Regions from separate parts of the Homo sapiens genome. Here region 2 is linked to region 1. Evidence: chromatin loops called from intact Hi-C (ENCODE). Cell type or tissue: pancreas. All regions are shown on one strand. Links, peaks and the distances in the headings refer to the core of each region. The heading gives the core; the rest is flanking DNA.

Region 1 (8,343 bases), core at 223-8,222:
TCCTAAGGTTAGAGGGATTCTGAAGACTGCCACAGAGCTGCTCTAGGGCGTTTCTAATGCTCTCTCACTCACAACGTTACTAGCTCAAGTGCCTCAAAGTGTAGCGTCCTGGTCATTTGGCCCACTACAATCTATGTCATAATGCAGGAACCATTATGTACGTTTCTGGGAATAACCACAACTTAGTGCACAGAGCTTGATTTATTCTTCCCAAGAATCAGACTTTGCAGAAAAAAGTGGAGAGGCTGAGGAAAGCCAATGAAAATGTGTAAAAATGTGCAAAGGAAAATTGTCCTTTAAATTTGATAAAAGCTCTCAATCCTACTTACTGTTGTTTTTTTTTTTTTCTACATGACTCTGAATTACCATCTCAATCATTATGAATAGGAAAATGCTAGAAATTATTAAGATTAGGTAAGATAACAGCTGTCTCAGATTTGGGATGTTTTGGAACATGCATACACTAAAACCCATGGGAGTTAACCATAACGCTAAGCTCTCTTAGCAGAATCACCAACTCAGGCCTTCATCAGTCAGGATTTTTAAGATCATACAATAAACAAGGCAGGTTGAGGCATATACTGTGTGTGAGAATTGGGGATCCATCCATTATGCTATTTGGGGCTAAGGAGATCAACCCTGAAATAGTAACCAAAAATAACCCACGATTCCCTATAATGTAAAACCCCATTTACATTCACAGTATCAATATGCAAGTACGGAAAATCACACTAAGCTAAAAAGTTGTAACATACTTTGTGGAAAAAAAAATGAAGACAAGCAGCCACATACTTGATTGTATTTGCATTGTTGTGTTCTGAGAGTTTTTGTCTCCAAACTGCTATGGTTTCATCATTTATTAAACTGGTATAATGTGCTTGGTTCATAGTCCTGAAGTCAACAGCAGGAGAATAATTCTGGAGAATTAAATGTAACAGTAAAAAGAAGAAATTATGTAGCATGGATCTTGTCTCCTCTCCTTTCTCCCACATATTCTCCATTTTACGTTTCACTTATGATCTAAATGCTGCAGTGTGCCGCCCAGATCCCCTCCACCCTTCAGAATGGAGGCTCCTGACAGATCCCAGCTGGGTTGCTGTCCAGGACTTGGCATTGACTGTTGCTTCACTATCACATCCAATGGCAGGTAGAGGCATGGTGTAAAGGTCCAGCCCGCTTGCCTCAACTCAGGACTGGCTGAAGGACCATCACAACTTCAGTGCTCCTCATGGGACTGGCTGAGGCCTCTGTTATAACTGAATTGCATTTCAACCCCTCCCTCTGCGCAATCCTGCCTCCTTCATCCCTCAGTAGATGTTCTTCTAGAAAGCACTCTCCCAAAAACCTTTGAGTCTCGGGTCTGTTTCCCAGAGAAACCAACTCAGTACAACTTTCCCAGACTTCTTTCCCCTTTGCTTTGAATCACTGTAACAGCAGGTTTTTAAGGTATTAGTCATCTGCCATAAATGTCCACCAAACTTCAACAAAATGTATTACAAAAGAGCCAGAGTTCAGTTATAATCTATATGACAAATAACCTATAAAAACAATGACTCTTAATTTCTTGCTTCAAGTATATAGCTATTATAAGAAAAATGGCAGAAAAAGATGTTAATAATGTATGTCCTTGAAAATTCCAAATGTTGCCCAACACTGTACATCTTTTATTCAGTGAGATTAAAGAAAAAAAACATAATAAGCACTTTCCTTTTCTAAAATTGCTTGTTTTCAACTTATTTTCCCCAAGCCTTGTTCTTGATCGAGAACTAAGGAAAGGTTGATGGTGCTTTATACTCCTATTCTCGTCTCCAGTGAAGAGGAAAAAGGTAATATTAAAGCACTCATTCATCAGCTCATGAGATTTTTTTTCTCCTTTGTACCTACACATAAAAACATAACTTTCAAAGTAAATTTTCTTGGTTACTTTCCCATAGCTTCAAGTTAACGTATCATTATGGTAGGAAGGAGTAGAGCATGTAATAAAACAGAGATGCCTGACAAAGTTTGTGATCATCTGGTTATTGATAACTATTCTACTAAAATGGCCACAGATATCTATTGAGAGAACAAAAATCATCTTGAAGTACAACATACAGGAAACTCATAATCCAAAGCAGATGCTGGAGTACACACAGAGATTGTCTTTCCACCTCCTTGTAAAACCACTGTTGTTACGTAAATTTTATTTATTTCCCCCATTCAAAGGGGCAGCTGAACATCAACTCTAACACAAACCTACAATAAAATAAAGACTTGGAACTATTTTATCATTCCTCATCATATGTCCAATAAACCAGAGATGCCTTGGGTGAAGTACAAGTTCAGAATCACTTAAAGAACCAAGAAAAAACATCATTCTTCCTGTCTTTAATACATACAGGCAAAAAAGGAAAAATTGCTCTTAGGTCAGTGTTTCTCAACTTTGGCTGGACTTTGAATCACCATGGGAGCGTTCAATAATCCTGATGACCAAGTCATACTCCAGACCAATTAAATCAGAATCTCTAGAGTCATCAGTATTTTGTAGAGCTCCCAGGTGATTCCAGTAGGCAGCCAAGGTTAAGAATCACTGTTCCAGGAAAAAGAAGATTATGAGATAGACACACACACAAACACACACACATGCACACACAATTCTAACAATCCCAACCACATTCCCTCTTCAATTCTATCCAGGGAACAAAACGACAGGAAAAGGAGATGCTATGGTTTACATTCACTAAATTCCCAAGACCTAGAATCAGTGTAGCAAAGGGGTATCTGAATATAACTCCTTCCCTCCCTTCTTTCACCTAAGGCCTGGCAGTAATGAATGAGTCAGCCTTTTATAAAAATAGAGGCTATGGCCGGGCGTGGTGGATCACGCCTGTAATCCTAGCACTTTGGGAGGCCGAGGAGGGTAGATCACTTGAGGTCAGGAGTTCAAAACCAGCCTGGCCAACATGGTGAAACTGGTCTCTACTAAAAATACAAAAAAAATTACCCAGGCATGGTAGCGGACGCCTGTAATCCCAGCTACTCAGAAGGCTGAGGCAGGAGAATCGCTTGAAACCAGGAGGTGGAGGTTGCAGTGAGCCGGGATCACGCCATTGTACCCCAGCCTGGGCGACAAAGCAAGACTCCATCTCAAAAAAAAAAAAATAGAGGCTGTAACTATACAGGTGCTTTTTCTTGGTTCTTTAAGTGATATGGTAACAGGGTAAGCATATGATTTGATCAGCCTCTGTATCTAAATAATCATCTCTGGTTAATAGTTTAAGTAAATGTGCATAGGTTTCAGTTTCAAAAGAAAGAGCAACATCTTCTTAAGTAATGTTTACTTTCCTTTTTCTTTGTGATCTTACACTTTTCATGCATACCTATCCCTCTTTCCAGTTGTTTAAACTTTAACCTGCCCTGCCTCTCTAATAGTATGCTACTTCACTTCCTTCTCATCAGTGTGTTGTTTTCCAGGCCCAAGGTGTTGATTACAATAATAAAAATCAGTTACATATATCAGATACTATATTTACAAGAGAAAACTAAATTTCATGTTAAATTTCACAGGAAAATTAAAGTTGGATACTATTGAATAACACTATTCAATACTAGTTTCTAGGGGAAATAAATACTTAAAACTCTATTACTTATGGACAAAAACTGATTATCCTCCACAGAGTCAGTGCCTTTTGTATTTTGTTTTATTGACATCTTGAAGAAACAAAGAAAAACCTCAGCTTCCTCAGGATTTCTCTGTAATACACACTCTGAGGCTGGGTCTAAAATAAGTCTAGGGCAGCAGTTCCAAATCACGCCAGATGGTAGCACTAAGCCACCTTCTTCAGGCACCTGACCTGGAAAATAGCTAATCATCAGCTTTAGCTGTCCAGCCTACAGCCTCGGGCTCCACCAGGATTTTCCAACCTAATCACAGAATCAGAATGACTAGAAGGCAAATACTTTGTGTACTTAAAGATAGCTAAGTATCAAACTAATAGAGAAAGTTTCCAAGACAGAAAGAGCCCCTGGTTTCCACAGTTGCTCATTATCTTCCCAGTCAATTCTGACTCCTTTTTCTTCACTAACAGCCCATTCCCTTGCTCCTCCAAGAGAGTATAAGGATCCATGCACCACTCGGAGCTGGTCCTGTTGAAATGTTTGCTGAATAAAAGCAGGAAGGGTGGGGAAGAAGAGAAGAGAGGAGAGAAAGCACAGGGGAAGGAGTCCAGCACTGACAACAAATCTGTGGAGTTTTTCCAGACTGAATTCCCCCAGCAAGGAAGAGTGGAAGGAATTCGAGCCCTGTCACAGAAACCTGGATCCACACTCTACCTTCAGGCAGAAAGACAATGTCACAGTGTCTTTATCCACTATAGTGATGCAGGAGACAATGGAAGGGAAATTTTGGTGTCATGTCATAAGCAGATTACAAATAATAAAATACATCTGAAAATTGTGGTACCTCTTACATACATATATATACTCAATCACATCAAACAAAGAAACCCACCAAGTTCTCAAACACCTAGCATTTGTTGCCACTTAACAGGGAAGAAAAGAAATGGAAAATCAAATAATGCCAAAGTAAGCACCAACTCCCTAGGCATCCTTTACAGAGTTTCTGGAACAAGTACAAATATAAATAAATAATTTCAAATTATAAATTAGAACTCCATAATTCCAGGAGAATTGTTGGCACTTCAAGGGAGCCAAATGGAGACAACTTCTTCCAGATTTAGTTTGCTTATTTTAAAAATAACATAGGATTGGTAGAAACAAAGAGTAACATTGCTCTTTATGTTGTAATTACTTGTTAAAAGAAATGTTGGTTCACTATTATTCCTTCCTGGAAATAAGAGTCACAAGAAAAATTTTACCTCGTATTTGGAGCAAAGTACAAAAGTCTGGTCTCCTCCAGAGAAGATCTGCTTAACGATATGATATTTAAAGCGATCTGTCAAAAAAAAAATTCCGAAAGCATATTTTTCATTAATTGAAGTTTCTCCTTGATCCCCTTTTCTACTGTCGCAGAATACACTTCAGAGTGGGTACCTATCCATTTTAATTGTGTCACAGAAGTAAGAAATCTTCTCCCCTGGCTCACTGCCTAGGACTGTTTCTACTTCAATTAAAAATAAATATATAAAATGGTATCCTCCACTCTAACTCTTCTTCTGCCCCTCCCCAACTGCCAGTGAATCCTGACCTAGTTTCTCTTTTTCATTCTAACTCTGTCATGCCACTGACCTGAAATCTGAAATGGGCACTATTCTTTATGGTAACAATTCAGCATGTGAGTGTGGTGGGCCCAGGCCCCGTCAGGACGAATCTTGCCACGGAAGGACCTCCGTTTCCTGCTCCCTGCTTTACCTCCCATCACACTGTGTCCACGGTGACATTCTCCTACTACCACGTTGCCTTTATTTCTAATACACCACACTATTTCACATCTCGGTGCCTCCCCCCTCTGCTGCCCCTGGCACATGGGATTCTCCATGAATGTGCCCACCGAGAGCACAACCTGAATGTGCTTCTGGAACTGCACCTTGGTGGTGCTCACACCAACTCCCTCACAGTCCTCTACACCTGGCTAACTCCAAATCATCCTTCGAGGCACAGCTCAAACTTCCTCTAACCACAATACTCCTCCATGCCTTCCTCTGTGCTCCCACATTACCAAGAGGGTTCCTAAAACCATGTCATTTACATAACTGACATTTACCTGCTTATGTTATAAAATCATTTTGGCAAACATCCAAGCACAAATTTAGGACCATGGAAGTCAGGTTATAATTCAACTTCAAAAATTTGTGGTTTTGAAATAACCAAAAAACACCTGAGTTGGTAAACTTTCTAAATAAATGTATTCCACGTATGAGTACAATGTCTTGGAGAAAAGAATTTACAAATTACAGAGAAGAGGACACAAAGCCATTCTTTTGCTTCTGGGAACATCACCCAGACAAAATCTTGTTTATTTATATTTTAAGTTGCACTACATTTCAGATGCTCATATATCCATTCCAAAAATGTCTACTGAGTGACAAGTTCATGCCAGGTCCTGTGCTATATGCTAGGTTTACAAAAAGGAAAAGAGTTTGTCTGTGTCCTTGAGTTTCTTATAATCCAGTACTAAAACTTATGATGGTTACTGTTTCAAACAAATTCCTGATCAAGCCATAAGTGTGTCACTTTATCGACTTCAAAATCAAAATTAATAAGTTACACTTCCTTTTAATGATTCTCTAGCTCCATTTCAGCCTCAGATTTATTATTTCAAGGTGAAGCAGTCATTCAATATTAATGACTGCCTGACTTTGATTTCCAATGAAACCAAGACTGCTATTTAACTATTTTTTAAGGGAAGAAAAAAAATGGCTTAAAAAGAAATCACATCATGTTATATACCAAAATGCCAACAGCAAAGTAGAGGTAACATAGTACACATGATTTAGAATGACCTGGGTTTAAATCCTGCCTCCAGAATCTATGTGATCTTGGGCAAATTACTTGACCTCCTTAAGACTTTGTTCCCTTATCTCTAACATGGGGATAATAACCACTAACTAGTTCTTAGATTATTTTGAGTGCTTTGCATAGTAATGAAACGTCATTAAGCATTCAATACATGCGAACTGTCATTATTAGCAACAACAATAAAATGTATACACCACCACCAAGGTCTGTGGAAACAAAATAACTGGTATAGTTTGAATGTATGTTCTGGTCAAAACTCATGTTGAATTGCAGTAATCCCAATGTTGGAGGTGAGGCATGGTGGTATGTGTTTAGATCATGAGGGCGGATCCCTCATGAATGGCTTGGGCCATCCCCTTGGTGATAAGTGAGCTCTTGCTCTGAGTTCACATGAGATCTGGTGGTGTAAAAAGTATGGCACCTCCTCTCCACTCTTCCTCTTGCTCCTGCTTCTGCCATGTGAAGTGTCTGCTCCTTCTTTGCCTTCTGCCATGACTGTAAGATTCCTGAGGCCTCCCCAGAAGCCAAGCAGATGGCTGCATCATGCTCCCTGTAGAGCCTGCAGAACTGTGAGCCAATTAAAACTCTTTTCTTCATAAATCACCCTGTTTCAGGTGCTCTTTACAGCAATGCAAGAACGGCCTAACACAACAGTATTTCCTGCTTTATTTATTCTCTAGGATCTCAACTCTACAGCTTCATGCATAGTAAGTACAGAAATTATTAATTGATGTTAAAAAATACCTTATCTTCATTCCCTCCAAAAGACCTCAAAGTAAGTAATAGATACATATTCTGTAAACAACTGTTTTCATCACTTAAAATACCTTTAAATTCCAGAGACAATCATTCTTACCAGCTCGGGCTGAAAGCTGGCCACTGTGGGCAGCCCAGTAACCCTTGACAGGAGATGGGCACTTAACATTACAAGTGTGCCCAGTTCCTAATTGACCTCTTGCTCCACAACCAAATGCATAGATGAGTCCAGAAGAAGGCACGAAGGCTAGGGTATGTTGTCTGTGAAAAAATAATTTAACTCATCAGCATAGTTTCTACTAATGTGGATGTACACTCTGACTCTGACTTTTAACTTCCACATGTGCACAGCACAGGGTGCTCCTATAGAGCCTTTCCCATGTTAACACGTGACTCTTCTTGCAGCGGCTGCTCTCCATAATACTATCCTCTAACACTCTAGATCATGAGGAGGGTGGCAAGTCAGGAAAGAGCTGAATGATCTACTGCATGTGGCCTCTAAGATGAACAGAGAGAAGCAGGGTAGACTCAGGCAAAAATTTCCAAGAAGTTCTTTGGGACTCTCTCACTTTTCCTTTCTTTATCCCTTCCCCACATCCTGCTACTCTTTATCCCAAAAGAAGCCTAATGTCTCCGTGTTGCTCTGCTTATCTAAAACCCTTCCTTGCCACACTCTATCAAGGTCTTTCTCCACATTTCACCATAGGCGTGCATGCAGTTAAGATCTCTTAAAATGACGGTGACTAGGTATAATCACATTCTTCATCACTACAAAGATAAGACCAATTTCTGGGTCCTAGTGAATACAAGCAAGCTTTGAGGAACACTCACCTGCCACAAGCAATTTGAGTTACTTCACTACCCATCAGCTCTAGAACTCTTCTAGGGTTAACCTCATCATTCATGGAGTCGTGTCCAAGTTGCCCACAGGAACCAGCGCCAAAGGTAAACACACCTCCACTCTAACAAGGAACAAACACCATAGGACTTCACTGTATCTTTAAGGGTATACCTCTAAACCCTGTATACAAAATGCCTATCACAACAATGTGCACAAGAGCACTACATTCACTTGACACTTGGCCAAAATCACTTTGTAAGGATGTTCATTAAATAGAAAAATAATAAAAA
Region 2 (8,343 bases), core at 266-8,265, 120 kb after region 1:
CTTTCTCTTGCCTAATTGCCCTGGCCAGAACTTCCAACACTATGTTGAATAGGAGTGGTGAGAGAGGGCACCCTTGTCTTGTGACAGTTTTCAAAGGGAATGCCTCCAGTTTTTGCCCATTCAGTATGATATTGGCTGTGGGTTTGTCATAAATAGCTCTTATTATTTTGAGATACGTCCCATCAATACCTAGTTTATCTAGAGTTTTCAGCATGAAGGGCTGTTGGATTTTGTCAAAGGCCTTTTCTGCAACTATAGAGAAAATTGTGTGGTTTCTGTCGTTTGTTCTGTTTATGTGCTGGATTACGTTTATTGATTGGCATGTGTTGAACCAGCCTTGCATCCCAGGGATGAAGCCAAGTTGATCATGGTGGATAAGCTTTTTGCTGTGCTGCTGGATTTGGTTTCACAGTATTTTATTGAGGATTTTCACATTGATGTTCATCAGCAATATTGGTGTAAAATTCTCTTTTTTGGTTGTGTCTCTGCCATGCTTTGGTATCAGGATGATGCTGGCCTCATAAAATGAGTTACAGAGGATTCCCTTTGTTTCTATTGATTGGAATAGTTTCAGAAGGAATGGTACCAGCTCCTCTTTGTACCTCTGGTACAATTCGGCTGTGAATCCATCTGGTCCTGGACTTTTTTTGGTTGTTATTAATTATTGCCTCAATTTCAGAACCTGTTATTGGTCTATTCAGAGATTCAACTTCTTCCTGGTTTAGTCTTGGGAGGGTGTATGTGTCCAGGAATGTATCCATTTCTCGTAGATTTTCTAGTTTATTTGTGTAGAGGTGTTTATAGTATTATCTGATGGTAGTTTGTATTTCTGTGGGATTGGTGGTGATATCCCCTTTATCATTTTTTATTGCATCTATTTGATTCTTCTCTCTTTTATTCTTTATTAATCTTGCTAATGTCTATCTATTTTGCTGATTTTTCCAAAAAACTAGCTCCTGGATTGATTTTTTGAAGGGTTTTTTGTGTCTCTATCTCCTTCAGTTCTGCTCCAATCTTAGTTATTTCTTGCCTTCTGCTAGCTTTTGAATGTGTTTGCTCTTGCTTCTCTAGTTCTTTTAATTGTGATATTAGGGTGTCAATTTTAGATCTTTCCTGCTTTCTCCTGTGGGCACTTAGTGGTATAAATTTCCCTCCACACACTGCTTTAAATGTGTCCCAGAGATTCTGGTATGTTGTGTCTTTGTTCTCATTGGTTTCAAAGAACATCTTTATTTCTGCCTTCATTTTGTTATTTACCCAGTAGTCATTCAGGAGCAGGTTGTTCAGTTTCCATGTAGTTGTGCGGTTTTAAGTGAGTTTCTTAATCCTGAGTTCTAATTTGATTTCACTGTGGTCTGAGAGACAGTTTGTTGTGATTTCTGTTCTTTTACTTTTGCTGAGGAGTGTTTTACTTCCAATTATGTGGTCAATTTTAGAATAAGTGCGATGTGGTGCTGAGAAGAATGTATATTCTGTTGACTTCAGAACTGTGGAGAGTTCTGTAGATGTCTATTAGGCCTGCTTGTTGCAGAGCTGAGTTCAAGTCCTGAATATCCTTGTTAACCTTCTGTCTTGCTGATCTGTCTAATATTGACAGTGGGGTGTTAAAGTCTCCCATTGTTATTGTGTGGGAGTCTAAGTCTCTTTGTAGGTCTCTAAGGACTTGCTTTATGAATCTGGGTGCTCCTGTATTAGGTACATATATATTTAGGATAGTTAGCTCTTCTTGTTGAATTGATCCCTATACCATTTTGTAATGGCCTTATTTGTCTCTTTTGATCTTTGTTGGTTTAAAGTCTCTTTTATCCGAGACTAGGGTTGCAACCTCTGCTTTTTTTTTGCTTTCCATTTGGTTGATAGATCTTCCTCCATCCCATTATTTTGAGCCTATGTGTGTCTCTGCACGTGAGATAGGTCTCCTGAATACAGCACACTGATGGGTATTGACTGTTTATCCAATTTGCCAGTCTGTATCTTAATTGGGGCATTTAGCCCATTTACATTTAAGGTTAATATTGTTATGTGTGAATTTGATCCTGTCATTATGATGTTAGCTGGTTATTTTGCTCATTAATTGATGCAGTTTCTTCCTAGTATTGATGGTCTTTACAATTTGGCATGTTTTTGCAGTGGCTGGTACTGGTTGTTCCTTTCGATATTTAGTGCTTCCTTCAGGAGCTCTTGTAAGGCAGGCCTGGTGGGGACAAAATCTCTCAGCCTTTTTCTTGTCTATAAAGTATTTTATTTCTCCTTCACTTATGAAGCTTAGTTTGGCTGGATATGAAATTCTGGATTGAAAATTTTTTTAAGAATGTTGAATATTGGCTCCCACTCTCTTCTGGCTTATAGAGTTTCTGCCGAGAGATCTGCTGTTAGTCTGATGGGCTTCCCTTGTGGGTAACCCGACCTTTCTCTCTGGCTGCCCTTAACATTTTTTCCTTCATTTCAACCTTGGTGAATCTGACAATTATGTGTCTTGGGGTTGCTCTTCTCAAGGAGTATCTTTGTGGTGTTCTCTGTATTTTCTGAATTTGAATGCTGGCCTGCCTTCCTAGGTGAGGGAAGTTCTCCTTGATAATATCCTGAAGAGTGTTTTCTAACTTGGTTCCATTCTCCCTGTCACTTTCAGGTACACCAGTCAAACGTAGATTTGGTCTTTTCACATAGTCCCATATTTCTCGGATGCTTTGTTCATTTCTTTCTACTTTTTTTCTCTAAACTTGTCTTCTCACTTTATTTCATTAATTTGATCTTCAATCACTGATATCTTTTCTTCCACTTGATCAAATTGGCTATTGAAGCTTGTTGTGTGTGTCACGAAGTTCTCGCACTGTGGTTTTCAGCTCCATCAGGTCATTTAAGGTCTTCTCTACACTACACTGTTTATTCTAGTTAGCCATTCGTCTAACCTTTTTTCAAGATTTTTAACCTCCTTGTGATGGGTTAGAACATGCTCTTTTAGCTCAGAGAAGTTTGTTATTACCAATCTTCTGAAGCCTACTTCTGTCAACTCATCAAAGTCATTCTCTGTCCAGTTTTGTTCTGTTGCTGGCAAGAAGCTGCGATCCTTTGGAGGAGAAGAGGTGCTCTGGTTTTTAGAATTTTCAGCTTTTCTGCTCTGGTTTCTCCCCATTTTTGTGGTTTTATCTACCTTTGGTCTTTGTTGTTGGTGACCTACAGATAGAGTTTTGGTGTGGATGTCCTTTTTGTTGATGTTGATGCTATTCCTTTCTGTTTGTTAGTTTTTCCTTCTAACAGTCAGGGCCCTCAGCTATAGTTCTGTTGGAGTTTGCTGGAGGTTCACTCCAGACCCTGTTTTCCTGGGTATCACCAGCGGAAGCTGCAGAACAGGAAATATTGCAGAACAGCAAATATTGCTGCCTGATCCTTCCTCTGGAAGCTTCGTCCCAGAGGGTCACCTGCCTGTATGAGGTGTCTGTCGCCCCCTACTGGGAGGTGTCTCCCAGTCAGGCAACACAAGAGTCAGGGACCCACTTGAGGAGGCAGTCTGTCCATTCTCAGAGCTCAAACGCCGTGCCACTGCTCTCTTCAGAGCTGTCAGACAGGGACGTTTAAGTCTGCAGAACTTGTCTGCTGCCTTTTGTTCAGCTATGCCCTGCCCACAGAGGTGGAGTCTATAGAGGTGGTAGGCCTTGCTGAGCTGCAGTGGGCTCTGCCCAGTTCAAGCTTCCTGGCTGCTTTGTTTACCTACTCAAGCCTCAGCAATAGTGGATGCCCCTCTCCCCCCGAGGCTGCAGCCTCGCAGGTTGATTTCAGACTGCTGTGCTAGCAGTGAGCAAGGCTCTGTGGGCATGGGACCCGCAGAGCCAGGCACGGGAGGGAATCTCCTGGTCTGCCGGTTGCTAAGACCATGGGAAAAGCACAGTATTTGGGCGAGAGTGTACTGTTTTTCCAGGTACAGTCTGTCATGGCTTCCCTTGGCTAGGAAAGGGAAATCCCCTGACACCTTGCGCTTCCCAGGTGAGGCGATGCCCCACACTGCTTTGGCTCGCCCTCTGTGTGTTGCACCCACTGCCCAACCAGTCCCAATGAGATGAACCAGGTATCTCAGTTGGAAATGCAGAAATCACCTGTCTTCTGCATCAATCACACTGGGAGTTGCAGACTGGATCTGTTCCTATTTGGCCATCTTGGAAGCAAGTGGAGATAGGACTTTTAAAGAGGTATGAAATGACAGTAAAATGAGGTTATGGTGGGTGGATCCTGATTCAATATGACAGATGTCTTATAAAAAGAGGAAATTGGGCCGGGCATGGTGGCTCACGCCTGTAATCCCAGCACTTTGGGAGGCCGAGGCGGGCAGATCACGAGGTCAGGAGATCAAGACCATCCTGGCTAACACGGTGAAACCCCATCTCTACTAAAAATACAAAAAATTAGCTAGGCATGGTGGCGTGCACCTGTAGTCCCAGCTACTCGGGAGGCTGAGGCAGGAGAATAGCGTGAACCCAGGAGGCAGAGCTTGCAGTGAGCGGAGATCGCACCACTGCACTCCAGCCTGGGTGACAGAGCGAGACTTCGTCAAAAAAAAAAAAAAAAAAGAGGAAATTGGGACACAGACATGTACAGAGAGATGACCATGTGAAGTCAACAGAGAGACAGCCATCTATAAGCCAAGGAGAGAGGCTTAGAAGAAACCAAACCTGCCAACACGTTGATACCTAGCCTCAAGAATTGTCAGAAAACAAATTCTGTTGTTCAAGCCATCCAGTCTGTGGTACTTTGTTATAGCAGGCCTAGCAAACTAATAGGCAGCTATTGCCACGATACTCCATGGTGTACAGTGTCATCTCAAAGAGCATTGCAGTGTGAAAGAGGTCTTTAGCAACTGAATCTAGTGAGAGAAGGAAATGTTGTACTCCAAACTGCATGGTTCCTTTACTGCGATGCAAAACCATTTGAAAGAATAGTTTAAGAACCTCCCATTTATTGTGTTAGATTTCTAACTCCAGAAAACAAGTAAATATCCATTGATTCACCTGTACCATTTCAATATAGTTCTCCCTTAAAGAATATGTGGGTCAAACAAAGAGGCTGAGAGTAAGGACTCACAGATTTAACACCAACATAAACCTATTTTTGATTGTAAAGTATGGCTAATAACATAGGACATTATCTTCCTGTCAGAAGGTTTTTGACAAGTGATCTAGCTGTGAGCCAAATGCACAGTGTCACAGAAACAACAGTTCTGCTGCTATTCGAGCTTCATCCCTGAGGGGCTGCTAAATGCAGATCTCCCATTTACTTAAGGCTTTAATATTCAGTGCTATGGATTTCAGAGCTACATCTTGTTTTTATAAATAATTTTGCAGCTAAAGCACTAAAAATGTCAGAAGATCACCATTTTAAAGTCTTTTGATTTTTATATGTAATCTCTAAGAAGGCCAAATAACACAGCTAAACAATTTCTATTTAGAACACAGAGGAACACTTGGTCTCTCTTTTGTTTAGCCTTCAATATAACCTCATCCCTGTATGCTACTTATTGATTACATAGAGGAAAACAGTAATTTACAGTAGTGACAACTTAAACGGACCACTTTAATCAAATGATCAGAGTTAGCATAACCAGTAATAATTCTTGGTAGGATGCACTAAAAATGACACAGTGTTACTTCTGTGGTATCCTGGCAAAAAATGTGTAACTTAAAAATATATATTACCTGAATCTAATCATGAAGAAATATCAGACACATCCAAATTGAGGAATAGACTTGCTGCAAGTAAACTTCCCATAATGCCTCAAAACATCAAGGTCATGAAAGACAAAAAAAGACCAATGAACTGTTTCAGATTACAAGAGATGAATGAGACGTGATGACTAAAAGTCATGTCTCATCCTGGATTGGATCTTGGACCAGAAATCCTTTTCCTTTTGCTATAAAAATACATTAAGGGAACAAATGGTGAAATTTAAATTCATAAATTATACAGTAATATTGTATAAATATTAATTTTCTGATTTTGATAATTGTCCTGTGGTGATGTAAGAGAATATATTTTGTTTTGGTTTTCATTTTGTTTTGAAGTGTTAAAGTGTAAATGAACCTCATGTCTGCAAGTTGCTGTCAGTTTTTTAAAATCTAGCTACAGAAATCTGTTAATTTAAGAAATCCAGGTGAAAGTATATAAGAATTCTTGGTCGTATTTTTATAACTTTAGTGTGTGTTTTAAAAATATATAATCCCAGGCAGAAAATAATTTAGAAGACAGCTCTGATAGAGTACTCCTTCTAGCACCTCCACCCTAACATATTACTCAAAATTATAATCAGATTGGGAAAGAGTTTATATGTTTTGAATTTCTCTAAATTGAAAAAAAATTCATTGTGCTTTTCTTTTCACAGGTAGCTAAATTACAAGCAGATTCTGTAACTGTGTAATATTTTTTTCTATTGGCAAGTTAAGAGGAACAACATTTGGTACTAGACATATTACATTCATTTTACAAGTGTTTATTAAACATATACTATGTGCCAGCCACTGTGCTAGATTTAGGGATAAAGAAATAAAATACACATGGTATGTGACCTAAAGGATCTTCTAGATTAGTACAGGAGACAGACATATAAAAGAATACTTGTAAAGAAGTAATAAATGTTATAATAAGAGTGAGTGAGTGAGTGAGTATGTGTCGGGGTAGGGTAGTTTACTGTTGTATACAAGGGATTGATGGTCAATTCCCAGGAAGCAGGGAGAAGGAAGGAGTTAGAAAAATCTTCATAAAAGTGTCTGTGTTTGAATTGGGTCTTAAAAGCTGAGTAGTGGTTTAGAGGGACAATGGAGTAAAGATATTCTGGGCAGAAGAAATGGCATGAACAAAAGACATGGAGCTATGAAACAGGCTATTATGGGGACAACAAATAGTTCAGAATGGCTGAATTCAAGATGAGAAGTGGCCACAGTGAGAGAATATGCTGGAGACAGTCTGGGGCCAGTTGCTGGAGGGCCTCATAAGCCACTATGCCAGAAGCTTTTGCACAAACCTAGGGAAATCATCTGGGAGCTTTTGGCCACTTGAGTGCATCAGTGAATAACTAATTTGTTAAACTATTACATGCAAAGCAAGGTGCATTGAGGTAGGTCATCCTAGCCCCATGAGATGATTTGTGTTTATTGTAATAAGGAAATGGAACCAAGAATTGGATGCACTCCCATCTTTCTATCTTACATTATGACATAAGAAACATTTGCATTATTTCTACTCTGTAATATTTCTGTAAGAGATTTCAGGAGTGCTGTGGTTTGAATATGTCCTCCAAATGTCTTGTATTGGAAACTTAAGTGCCAAATTCATCTGTTGGTTGGAGGTGGGGCCTTTGAGAGGTAATTGGGATTAGATGAGGTCATTCGTGTGGGACCCCCATGATGGGACTGGTGGCTTTATAAGCAGAGGAAGAGAGACCTGAGCTGACACACTTGCTCCTGTCCTCCTGCCTTGGGATGCCCTTCATCATGTGATTGGATGTGGGAGGTGAAAAGATGAAGTCCATCATGACTTCAGACCTCAGCCCAGGTGACTCAGAAGATGGTGGTATCATTTACTAAGTTCAATACAGAACAAGGAGAGTTTTCTGGGGAAGTGTAGGTGAGTGGATAGTAAATTTAAGAAGATCATTCTGATTTAGTCACCTTATATAACATTTTTCAGTTTATGAATTCTCTAAGTTGGTGACTAAAGTACTTTTCAGTAAGATCTTTACATTAAAATAAAATGTCCCTAATGACTAGACCAAACTCAAACTACTGAAATATTTAGTCGTATTTTCCATTGCAATGAAATCAAGAAGAAAGCAGGGCAGAGTGGGAATCCCAGGGCAGTGCCCTAGGTGCTGGCAGGCCAGGTGTAAGTTCAAGGTTGGTCTCTGAGTCAGTCAAAGATGCCTGACAGGCTTAGAAAACTAGGAAAAGCAGACTTTCAAAAACTTGGAATTGTGACCATAGTTTCAATAAAAATACTCAGGACTCAATTTACTTTCATCTAGCCATGATTCTGGTAAAAATTATCTATTTTTTTCATATGCAATAACTCTTGTGTTAGCTACATCACTGGAGAGTCAAATCAAGTTAAAGTTGTCAAATTCCTGACTCTCTTCAACTATGGAAAACACAGCTTTCTGTAATAAAAGAGCTTTTACAATATCCCCATCTTCTTCATCTGAATACAAAAAAATACTTCTTTTGGAGGTTCATTTCCTTTTACACTATGGACTATTTGATGGCTACAACCTGAACAGTCATTGAAAACACACACAAAGTAAAACACCTATTGATTATTATTTTGAGAATTACTTCAGTTGTTTTCAAAGGTACCATAATGCAC

Evidence for each region. A loop is a pair of places that touch in the nucleus more often than their neighbours do. Peaks named below come from ENCODE experiments on the same cell type or tissue, not always from the same donor. Only the 100,000 strongest peaks of a DNase experiment are listed, where the experiment ranks them.
Region 2: it touches region 1 in a loop (4-fold over the local background); 102 of 110 quality-filtered maps call a loop at or near these places.

The regions. Positions count from the first base shown.
Region 1 is chr4:88,655,005-88,663,347 of GRCh38, reverse strand. It overlaps HERC3 (HECT and RLD domain containing E3 ubiquitin protein ligase 3), which reads right to left. Exons shown (of 26, transcript NM_014606.3): 8 at 8,044-8,174; 9 at 7,313-7,473; 10 at 4,857-4,933; 11 at 793-917. Among named protein-coding and RNA genes, the nearest start is that of NAP1L5, 39 kb to the left of the region's middle. In pancreas, for the core only: a CTCF peak has its summit at 3,806; no DNase peak of the experiment used is centred there; H3K27ac peaks cover 836 bases.
Region 2 is chr4:88,534,765-88,543,107 of GRCh38, reverse strand. It overlaps a transcript of HERC3 not described here. Among named protein-coding and RNA genes, the nearest start is that of PIGY-DT, 15 kb to the right of the region's middle. In pancreas, for the core only: a CTCF peak has its summit at 3,462 (motif pointing left); a DNase peak (open chromatin) is centred at 3,467.